Linked DNA regions of Homo sapiens: regions 1 and 3 are each linked to region 2. Evidence: chromatin contacts called from ENCODE Hi-C or POLR2A ChIA-PET data. All regions are on one chromosome and are shown on one strand. The core of a region is the stretch at or near the end of the contact, and the rest is flanking DNA. Distances in the headings are between cores, read along the strand shown.

What was found. A loop is a pair of places that touch in the nucleus more often than their neighbours do. ChIA-PET counts read pairs that join two places held with the same protein, here RNA polymerase II (POLR2A). Pooled maps may share reads with other maps.
Region 1: a map of heart right ventricle shows a loop between it and region 2 (5-fold over the local background). The contact joins two enhancer-like sites. A Hi-C loop is called at or near these places in 7 of 168 maps with a recorded cell type or tissue (aorta, ascending aorta, endothelial cell of umbilical vein and 3 more) and 6 of 50 pooled maps. POLR2A ChIA-PET finds 5 or more read pairs at or near these places in 4 of 52 experiments (A673, CD8-positive, alpha-beta T cell, activated T-cell and 1 more).
Region 3: a map of heart left ventricle shows a loop between it and region 2 (11-fold over the local background). The contact joins two enhancer-like sites. A Hi-C loop is called at or near these places in 2 of 168 maps with a recorded cell type or tissue (Right ventricle myocardium inferior and heart left ventricle), 1 of 37 single-sample maps with no recorded cell type and 4 of 50 pooled maps. POLR2A ChIA-PET finds 5 or more read pairs at or near these places in 4 of 52 experiments (A673, OCI-LY7, activated CD4-positive, alpha-beta T cell and 1 more).

Annotation. Positions count from the first base shown.
Region 1 is chr4:151,989,565-151,992,667 of GRCh38, forward strand. No RefSeq gene overlaps it. Among named protein-coding and RNA genes, the nearest start is that of LINC03074, 35 kb to the left of the region's middle. Within about 2 kb of position 1,512, at least 4 of the 41 ENCODE cell types and tissues checked have a DNase peak (open chromatin) inside an H3K27ac peak, as active enhancers do; they include heart right ventricle, where a contact is called at or near this core.
Region 2 is chr4:152,036,148-152,039,687 of GRCh38, forward strand. No RefSeq gene overlaps it. Among named protein-coding and RNA genes, the nearest start is that of LINC02273, 63 kb to the right of the region's middle. Within about 2 kb of position 2,229, at least 3 of the 41 ENCODE cell types and tissues checked have a DNase peak (open chromatin) inside an H3K27ac peak, as active enhancers do; they include heart right ventricle, where a contact is called at or near this core.
Region 3 is chr4:152,070,336-152,073,952 of GRCh38, forward strand. No RefSeq gene overlaps it. Among named protein-coding and RNA genes, the nearest start is that of LINC02273, 29 kb to the right of the region's middle. RefSeq lists an enhancer at 3,500-3,569. Within about 2 kb of position 1,820, at least 5 of the 41 ENCODE cell types and tissues checked have a DNase peak (open chromatin) inside an H3K27ac peak, as active enhancers do.

The DNA of each region.
Region 1 (3,103 bases), core at 262-2,761, 47 kb before region 2:
CCTGAGATAGGATCAGCTTTGAGAGAAATCATGAGCCTACTGATGCCCTGGCACTGAAGCAAATAAGATCATCTGAGAGTTACTGACACATCCATATAATTGGACACTTGAGCTATTTCTTTACATTGGTTGATCCATTTTTCTGAGTCAGTTCTCCTTGCTTGAGACATAAAATCCCAAGCCCTGGAAGACTCAGCTTCTCCCTTTCAATGGAGTTTTTTCAGTCAAGACACTTTAGAGATTACCAAGGGTCATTTTAATCAAAATGAAAGACATCTCTTATTAAGATGGCTTTGCTGACAAATAATTAAGATGTATTACTAGCATATACTTATCCCAGATGGCTCATTGGTGTCCATTTGAAGTAAGCATATGAAGCCCATAGTCCACGCCTCAGCTCTTTAAAAACAATTTATAACCTAACTCACCATCCTAACTACCTGAGAAGATTTTAATCCTAAACCTGTCACCACCCATTATTTTCACAGGGTCCTGACAGTTCTACATTAAAACAGTTTATAAGTAAAAGTTAACAAGGCCTAAAGAGAGTGATTTATGTTTTACTGAGTGAAACAGTCAACTTTCTTTCCCTGGCCAAAGATAGCCCAGAGCTCTCTGTGGGCTGAAGGGAGAAAATTATCTCGGAAAGATGAATGGCTTGTGCCTTTGGGCAGGTGGCTGATGTGTGGTCCTGGGCCCAAGTCCCAGGCATCAAGTAAAGCTTATTGATGTGAGGACCAAGTGCAGCACCTCCTCCCTCCCCATTCCTTTTTGGCATCACCACCCTCCTGGGTCTATGTCATCTCTCAGGTATTTGGTGGTATGAAGGAAATGTTAACTTTCCTCTTTATAAAATGTTGACGACTCAGAAATTATCCATGATTCATCAAAACCAACAGTGAGGAGTTGTAAATCGGTCCCATTTGCCACTGACAATTATGGATGGGTGAGTCAGAGGAGGCAGGAGAGGTGTTTATGAAATAGACCCATATCCCAAAAAACCATACCTTAGGGAAGACAGAGCAGCCGAATGCTTTCTCTCTTTAAACTTGAGCTCCCTTCCCTGGTGTCCTGACGAACCCACCTTCTGAAAAGCTGTCTTTTCTGTAAAGGGACATCCCGCTCCCACCCCAGTTGTATTAGTTTGCCCAGGTTGCCATAACAAAATTCTACAGACCGGGTGGCTTACACAACAGGAATTTATCTTCTCACAGTTCTGGAGACTGGAAGTCCAAGATCAAGGTGTTGGCAGATGGGATTTCTTCTGAGGCCTCATTCATTGGCTTGCAGACGGCCGCCTTCTCACTGCGTCCTCACATGGTCTTTCCTCTGTGCACACACACATCCCTGCTGTCTCTGTGCATTCAAATTTTCTCTTCTTATGACTCCAGTCAGATTGGATTAGGGCCCACCCTAATGGCCTCATTTTAACATATTCACTCCCTTAAATGTCCTGTCTCCAAATACAGTCACATTGAAGTAGTGGGAGTTAGGGCTCTGGGGGGGAATTTGGGGAGGATGTAGTTCAGCCCATTATACCAATTGACTGCAGAAGCACTCCAGCTGAAAAATATCTACAGAGGAAGTACATTGAGGAGTTTCTCTAACACTTGATGTGGCCAAAATAATCTCATTTTGAGGAATAAATATAACACTCTTTGCAAAAGGAAACAGAAATGCCACCTTAGAAAGGAAGCTATCAAAGAACTGAAAAACAGCTCAGCAAAACAAACTCCTTTCGAGGACATTAATTTCATTTCCTTCCTTTGATGCAGCATAGATCAAGTCTCTCTCTTTCTTTTTCTTTTTAAAAGAAAAAGGGGGCTTCTCCTTTCTCATTTTATTCAAAGATACCATTAAAGCAACAACCTCTCTTTGCCACAACTGCATTCCATTTTTGGCACCCAACTTTCTAAATGTGAACAGAAACTAATTTAGGGTGCTCAGTCTGAAGCTGGTATGGAAGGTATTTCTCCATCCGTTATTTCAAGTTATAATAAGCCAGTGTGATTGGAGTTGCTCCCAAGAGAAGCAGGCCATAATATTTTCACTGTCACCATGATCACAGACTAAGATAAGAGGCCAACATGCTATTTTTACTCCCTATTTTTTACTCGTGGTGTTAAATACAAGGAGAACAAGTGAAAAACAAACTACCTTGGCCCCCGCCGCAGAGTACAAAACATCCAACCTTTTCTTTTTCCAAGCCGGCCACGATGTACGTCAAGGATGACACAGATACTATTGAGGTGATCTGGTGCTGAAGAGATGCCTCTTAATTGTGTTTGCAGCGCAGAGCAGAAAGCATGCCCATTCGAGGTACTTGTTGTATCATTTTTAAATCAAGGCCATCTTTTTCTCAGTGGTAAACGTGAAATGTTTTTAAAGGCCAGACTTAGCATAAAAATCTATTGGTTGCCATGGATACCACTTACCACACAGGACTGCACTCTTGTGTTCAACTGTGTGATTTTCTCTATTCAAAGGTTCAGCATTGTCAAAAAACAAATTACTTTTTCTGTTGTTTATCTCAAAGTTCATTATGGGAAAGGCAATAAATAAGAAGATATTCATGTATGGAGGGGAGTGACGTGGGGAGTCACTTGGGCGCCATGCCTTAAAATTTGGTATTTTACTATAATTATAGCCAAATTGGCTATTGTTAGGAAATAAAATGCATTTTGATCTTTTTTGTGTATGTGAATGTAAAGTAAAGCAGGTACTTGGAAATCTGTTCCCAACAAAATTACATGGTAATAAGGCTTTTCACACCTACACAGCACTTAGTTACAAAGCTCTGAAAGAAGGAGATTAAGCCCTGATGGGTTTGAAACTTGGTACCTGAGGCTTGTGGCTTTCCACTTTATCAGAGAAACTGTGGGTTCGGGACCTCATGCTTGCTGAATTATTCATGCCATCTTTCCATCATACATCTTTTAGGGGTGGAACCCATTAGGCTGCTATTATTAAGCATGCGGGTCCACCCTGTCCTGACACAGCCCAGAAGCCTGCACCACTGCCCTTGGCTAATTAGCTTGAATATTTGCAGCTGGCCACGCCTTCCCCTCCCCACTTCTTCCCTTCCACCTCTGCTCCTGAAGGA
Region 2 (3,540 bases), core at 979-3,478:
CATTTACTGTGTTAAGCCTTTTGGACTTTGGGGGGTTGTCTGTTACAGCAGCTTGCATTACATTAACTACACCTTGCTCTAGTGCATCGTTAGATGATCAACCCTTGGTGATGATTGGATACCTGTGTTCATTTATAGTTTGCCTTTGGAGCCAAACCAAGTTGGTGATTTCATTTTCTTTTTCCATGGAGGCCTAGCTTAGTGTTTTGAAAATAAGTTTTTTTAGTTCTGTTTTCATTTTAATTTGCATTTTTATTTTCTCACCATTGTTGAAAAAAATACGCTCCATAGTACATCCTGCTTTCCAACAACCCGCCCCGAGTCCACGCCAGTGATATCTACCAAAAGACACTTCATAAATACTGCTGAGCTGATTGCTGATTTCACTTTAAGAAATTATGTTTTCTCACTTTGGGAGGTCCTCTACTTAATTTACAACTGAGACATGCCAAGTGTTAGTGGAAATCCCCAGTGATTTTAAATAAAAGTGACAATTACCACACATTGGCATTGCAAGATGCCAGGCACTGTGCTAGACCTTTCATCTATTTTATCACAAATTGAATAATCTTGCAAGTGAGGCATTAGTATATCATTTTAGTGATTTGAAATGGAATCTGAAAATAACTACAGGATATACCAAGGTCACATAGCCAGGGATTGGTGGAGCCAAGATTCTGACTCAGACCTGACTGGCTCCAAAGCCTGTTCTTGATCCATTTGTTTCCCAAATGTGTGTTTCTCAGTTATCTTATGTCTGCTTGTTCCTTTCTCTTTCTTTCCTTCGATGCCAATTTTACTGGCTCTACACATTGACTGGTTAAGACAGTGTACCCTGAATTCAACCAGGACCACTTAATTTTAACAGAGGAAACAGAACTCAGTCTTTTCAGTGCAGGGAGTTGAGGCCCACCTTGATGGGTATTAGAATATACAAATATTTACATAATTCCTCTGGCAAACATATGAGCATGCAATCCTCACTATTAATGAACAACAGCAAAGGCATCACCTATTGGCCTCCTTTGAATCCATCTGGCTCACAGTGAAAGCTGATGGATTTAAAAATTCTTGAGGTCAGCCAGGCGTGGTGGCTCACGCCTGTAATCTCAGCACTTTGGGAGGCTGAGGCAGGTGGATCACCTGAGGTCAGGAGTTCAAGACCAGCCTGACCAACATGGTGAAACCCCATCTCTACTAAAAATACAAAAATTAGCTGGGTGTGGTGGTGGACGCCTGTAATCCCAGCTACTTGGGAGGCTGAGGCAGGAGAATCGCTTGAACTTGGGAGGTGGAGTTTGTAGTAGGCTGAGATTGTGCCACTGCATTCCAGCCTAGACAACAGAGTGAGACTCCATTTCAAAAAAAAAAAAAAAAATCTTGAGGTCAGATGCTATATTAAAAAAGAACTTTGCTACCACATCCTTACCTCATGCCTTGCACAGGCCTGAAACTTGAGATATGTACATTGAATGAATGCTGAGTTAGCATGTTTACATTTGAACACAAGTTCTATTAAAAATGAGTGCCCACCCTAAGTAACTAAGAGCAAGTTGACCACAGGCTAATACAACTTATTTTACTTGGAGGCAAGCTTGAGTATGGAGAAGAGTGGAAGAGGCACGGATTGGTTTTTATGAGGTGGTCATTTTAAGGTTTACTGAATTGCAACAAATATGTTGGTCATGTTTCAGGCCTACAGACATTTGGCACTCAGTCTAGTTCCCCTTCTTCCTTCGGGCAAGTTTCTGAACTCTTTGGGAATGAAAACCTGCCTAAGGGCTTGAGTTGGTGCTGTGAGTCCCAGTCGGGCTAAAAGGACTGGCTCTGAAATTTAGGTTAAAATCTTGACCCCATCACCAGCTAGCTCTATGGCTTTGGGCAAGGGGCTCAGGTTGGCACATTTTTCTCAGCACAGAAATAATATTACCACTACCACAGGATTATTTAGTGAATAGCCCCTGTAAGTGAATCCTGTAAGGTATTCAGCATAGTCCTTGGCACTTAAGAAGTGCTTAGTGACTGTGAGCCACTTCTTCCATCGCCTCTGTGTATTGAACTGGACTTTTCATCCTGGCCCCTCACTAAGATTTTAACTCATCTAGTAAAGGAAGCCTTCTGCCCTGGGTGCTGGGATTGGCACCATAAAGAATGGGTCTTGCCCTTGAGGAGCTGAGAGTTTATTTTCAGCATTTAAATATTTAGACTCACAAGACGTTGAGCAAGTGATTTCACCTCTCTGTGCCTGAGTGTGTGGAAGGTGAACAGTAAGCAACCTTCCAACCCAATGTGTCCATGAGTCTTAATGTTGGCTGGAACTCAGCTACAGACAGAAGGAAAGAATGATTAGTCACTATGCTGGTAAACATAGCAAGGTTATCTCCTTTTATTAATAGACTAGGCTACGCAAGTCACAAAAATAGGGTAGCTTCAAAACTTAAATTCTTGGAATTTTAGTTTCTGTTGCATCTGATGAAACGTGAAAAGGGACTTGTGTTGTGTATGGACTTTGTAAAATGATCTTCTATCTCTTGGTGCAAATCAATTACTTATTAGTTTTTATTGCCAAGGAAAGGAAAATATATTACCATTCATTTTAGTCTTTTTCTTATCGATTCTGTGAGCACAGTGATAGTTGTTTAAAGAAAAATGATTACATTTATTTGTTCACTACAAAAGACCTATACCACATTATAGAAAATTCAAAAAGGGAAAAATCAGAAGAAAAAAGAGCTTTCCACACTAGTCAGCAACTGTTGGTGTTTAAGTGTTCTTTCATTTTTCTTCTGAATATTTTTGCATCGAGTATTGCATTTTCACTAAACACTAAGTAATAAACATTTACCATATTCGTACATGGATTTTATAATGATTTTGAATTGTAGAATAATATTCCCATGAGGGACATCTGGTTCCTTTGACCATTTTCCTACTCTTGTCTTGTTAGAAGGCAGCAGAGCAGGGTTTCCATGGGATGTGGTACCAGGGCTGGGTTGAGACGTGGCTCTCTCATTTCCTAGCAGTGTGACCTCGGTTAGGCCACTGAATCTCTCCAGGCCTAGATGTCCTCATCTAGGAAAATACAGGCTATATTAGTTCCAATCTCGTCAGGTCATTGTGAAGACTACATGAGATCATGTACGTAGAAAGCTCACGAGTATCTGGAACGTCGTCGAGTTTGCTGATGTTAGTGGCTGCTGCTACGTAGCCTACATTCCAATCTGACGACTGGTTTGATTTTTATAAACATCCTCCAAGAAAATGCACGTGGAATACCAGGCCATGTCATTTCATCTCTCATGTCACTTTATCTTTTGAGATCCTCATTTGCAAAGTGAGATGGTCAGACTATACAGTGTGACCCCAAAGGCCCCCTTCCACCTCCAACGACGGTGATTCTTGGCTTATGCTAAAAGCAGCTATAACCACTGCAGGGAAATGACCTATGGAAACCACAGCCTTGCCCATGAAGAAGGAAACCTGCAAGGGCCTGAGGGCTTGTGCACATCAGTTTATCTTTTAGTCCAGATAAACATTTGA
Region 3 (3,617 bases), core at 570-3,069, 34 kb after region 2:
AACTCTCTCAGCCTCAAAGGGAATGTCAGAGACTTGAGTGGAAGGAGCCTGGGTCCCTAAGTGGCTCAATGGAGCAGAGCCCATCCCTCACCTCCCCCAGCCTCCAACTTCATTGGGCTGTGATGTCAGTGAGGTTAGAGAAAAGTAAATTCTGGTGGGGAAGGGGAGTAAAGCTGCCTGGGCTTTGGGGTCATTTGTCACAGCAGGTAGCCTGCCCTGCCTAGCACAGACAGATGCATGCCTTATCCTCTTCCCAGATGTCCACCTGGCTCCAGGTGCAATCTCATGACCGGAAGGATACATTTTTACTGTCTTACACCTACACTCTTCCCCGTCCTTTTTCAGCACTTAGGAATCAACTCTTTCCTCTTCCTCCTGGCTCTTTGGGACCTACTCTAGTTTTCTAGTCTGCCATTAAATTTTTCCTGGAAAATGTTTACCACAATTAAGCATCAATACAAAGCCTATTTGTCCTCTACTCCTCTGCTGACATTTTAGTTCAATATATAATCAAAAGGGAAGAAAGCAAAGGGCAAAGTCCTCTGATGTGAGTTTCCAACATCTGGTGCCCCAAGGTACGTAAAGGTAGAAGGCAGCTGAAAGCTGACAGTCTCCTCAGGGTTGCCCTGTCATCCGTCATCCGCAGAATCCATCTTCAGCCCCCAGGTGGGCTTAAAGGAAGTCTCCGAGGCCAGATGTGTACCAGCAGCTGCTGGTGGAAATTGCATTTGGGAAGGCTGTTCTTCTGTTAACCCCAAACACTGTCTTCTCTGGAGCTTTTGGGTGTGCTGTCACATCAGGTGTAGCGGAAGGGAACACACTTGGTGGGCAGAGAGGGCAGGGAGAAATGCTTCAGGTTCCCACCACTTATAAGCTGTGTGATATCCGGTGACTTTATTAACCTTTCTGGGCCTTAGTTACTGGATCCATAAAGTAGGAATGGCATTAGTAGCTACCTCCTAGTTCTGTTATGAGGATTAAATGAAACAATACTTGCAAAAGGCTTAGTGCCTGGCACCTAACAACTGTCAGTAAATGTGAGCAATCGTGGTGGCAATTGTGCTTGTGGTTGTTGTTATTAGAATATCTGGTTTCTTCTGCTCCTGAGTTTCTGGTGATTGTCCAGCTCTTCTACAGGAACTCCATGCCCCCCCAAGTATGCTGAACTACAGTTTTCTTGATTTTAGAGATAGAAGGGATGATCTTCGCAAAAACCTCATTGTAAAGGTAAATAAAGGGCCTACAGTCTAGGGCTGTGAAAAGACATGCTTTTGGTCTCTCAGTGGTTCCACTGCAGTCAGCCCTAGAACCGAGGCTTCTCCTCCAATATCCTTCCTGCCTCCCCACTCTTCCAGTGGGCTTTTCCTACAACCCTCAGGTTCTGAAACTGGACTCCCTGGGTTCAAATCCTGGTCCTGCCAATTCCCAACAGTGTAGTCATAGGAAAGGTCCTTAACCTCAGTGTGCCCCAGTGTGACCTTGACTACAAAGTGGGGAGAACAATTGTCCCGGCCTAGGATGGGCATTAAGAGGACAGAGTGAACTGTGTCTGAGTGTGGGAACCAGGCCTGGCCACCCAGGCCCATGATATTCCACTGAGCCACCCCTGCCTCTCAGATGGGACAAAGTTCAGGACACATTAGCCCCCAGCTCTGCTGACTTGGTGTGTTCCGTGGGCCAGGGCTGACCCATCAGCCTCATCGTCTTTAGCATTTCTAGCAAGTGTTCCCTAGCAGCTCTGCTGAGTGGCATGGCCTAATCCTGCCTGCCAGCTTTACAAAATCAATCTCAAACCACTTCAGGAGGGCGACCAGCCAGGATTTAGCAGTCACTTCTAATGGACGAGAAAATGGAGCCCCGTGTCCCCTGGTGTGTGCTGAGTCAGTGACACAGCACCGCTTGGGAGCCAGGGGCCACTCCTAGGAACGCCACTCCCCCCACACAACTCTGGCCTCACACTTCCAAGCTTGGATGCCCCTGGTGAGCTCAGGCCCAGAATCCCACACTAGAACTCCCAGGACCTCAAGCTGCTGTGACTGTCACAGATGGAATGTGCTGCATTCAAAAACCTGCAATGGAGTCCACAGAACTCCCTGTCAGCAGAAAATCCTCCCTCGCTGCAAAGAACAAGGTGGCTGTGGGGTGACTGGAGGTGAGAGGGAAAAAATCCTCCCACAAACACTGTTAATCCCTATTTGATAGAGAGAAGAGGAAAGGACTCTCATGGTAAGACACATCAATTAGATTCCCATCCTTGCCCCTGGAAACCTCTGGGAACTGAATGTGATCCTTGGGAAAGGCAGATTGGAGGGGTCTTAGCAAACTTGCTCGAATCATTAAAGCAATCACAAGTGGGCACTGGGCTGGAGGTTCCCAAAGAGGAAACCACAGGCCCCAATTCTCCTTGCTCCTGCCTCAGCCCTACTTCCTAACCTCCTCTTCTCCAACAGTGAGCTGCCCATCAAGCCTCCACTCCAGTCACTCCCGTGACCCTGCAGAAAAGGAAGGCACCAGGGCCCTAAGGGAGAGAGCAGTACTTCAAGCATTTCTGCTGTTCCAGATGCCTCTATCTCCCTTTCCCCCTGCCTCTCTCTTTCTCTCTATCTCTCGGCTTCGACTTTTACATTAGGGTCAGCCGCCTCATTCAGTGACTACATGAGGAGAGTCCTTACCCGAGCCCCAGTCTTCCTCCCCTGTCTCAAGTCGAGGAATGCAGACACCTTGGGCAGCCTTTCAGACAGCGTCTCCGCAGAGTGATTTGTGGCCTGCGCAGTTGGGGCAGGATCATTAAGTATGTTGATGATGACAGCCCGTGAGCGTGTCACAGGGTTACTGAGCGTTGGGACAAGAGTGTGGGGGCTCTTCTAAAGGAAATGAAAACAGCTATTTTCAACCTCATCAGCTCATCTTCCTCCTATGAAATTTCAGCCTTACAGCAACAGCCCCAAACTCCACACTGAAGCTGCCTCCTTCTGCTCTCCTCCCCTCTGAAAGGAATGCTTTCCCTAGGCTGAGAGTGCAGGTGGCATTTTAGGTGCTCAAGGGTAGCCCTTTGACATGGGCATGATTTACTGGACCTGATCCTGGTAACCTCCAGCTCTCGCCTGCCCCATCCCTCTTTTTTTAATCAGTGAGACTGGATTATGATTCTGCTTAGAAACAATGGTAAGCCATGTGGCCCCCATATCAAAGTAATCCCCAGGCTTCAGTGGCAAATAAAAAGCCGTCTCCAAGGAGGCCTTGAAATGGCAAGGCTTGCAATGTGATCTGCAGTACAAGCTCCTGCCTGGGCATCTCCCAGCACTGAGTATTGTGGGAGATTTGTCAAAAAGAAGGGGGAAGAGAAAAGCCCATGACAACTCCAGAATTGTTTCGGTTTTGTTAGCAAAGACAAGATAAGCAAAACAATCTCTATCAAATTCGATTAATTCTTTTCTTGCTATTAATTCTTTTCTTGCTAATTCATTTAGCCGTGTTTATCATGAAGGCTGAGACATCAAATCTCAGGGGGCAGTGCTCCCCTACACCACACTGAGACGTTGTTGCACAATAAGGAAGCAAGTCATCCTGATCAAGGTCACCTGTCCGTCACATGGCACCTTGAGAGCCACTTCTCC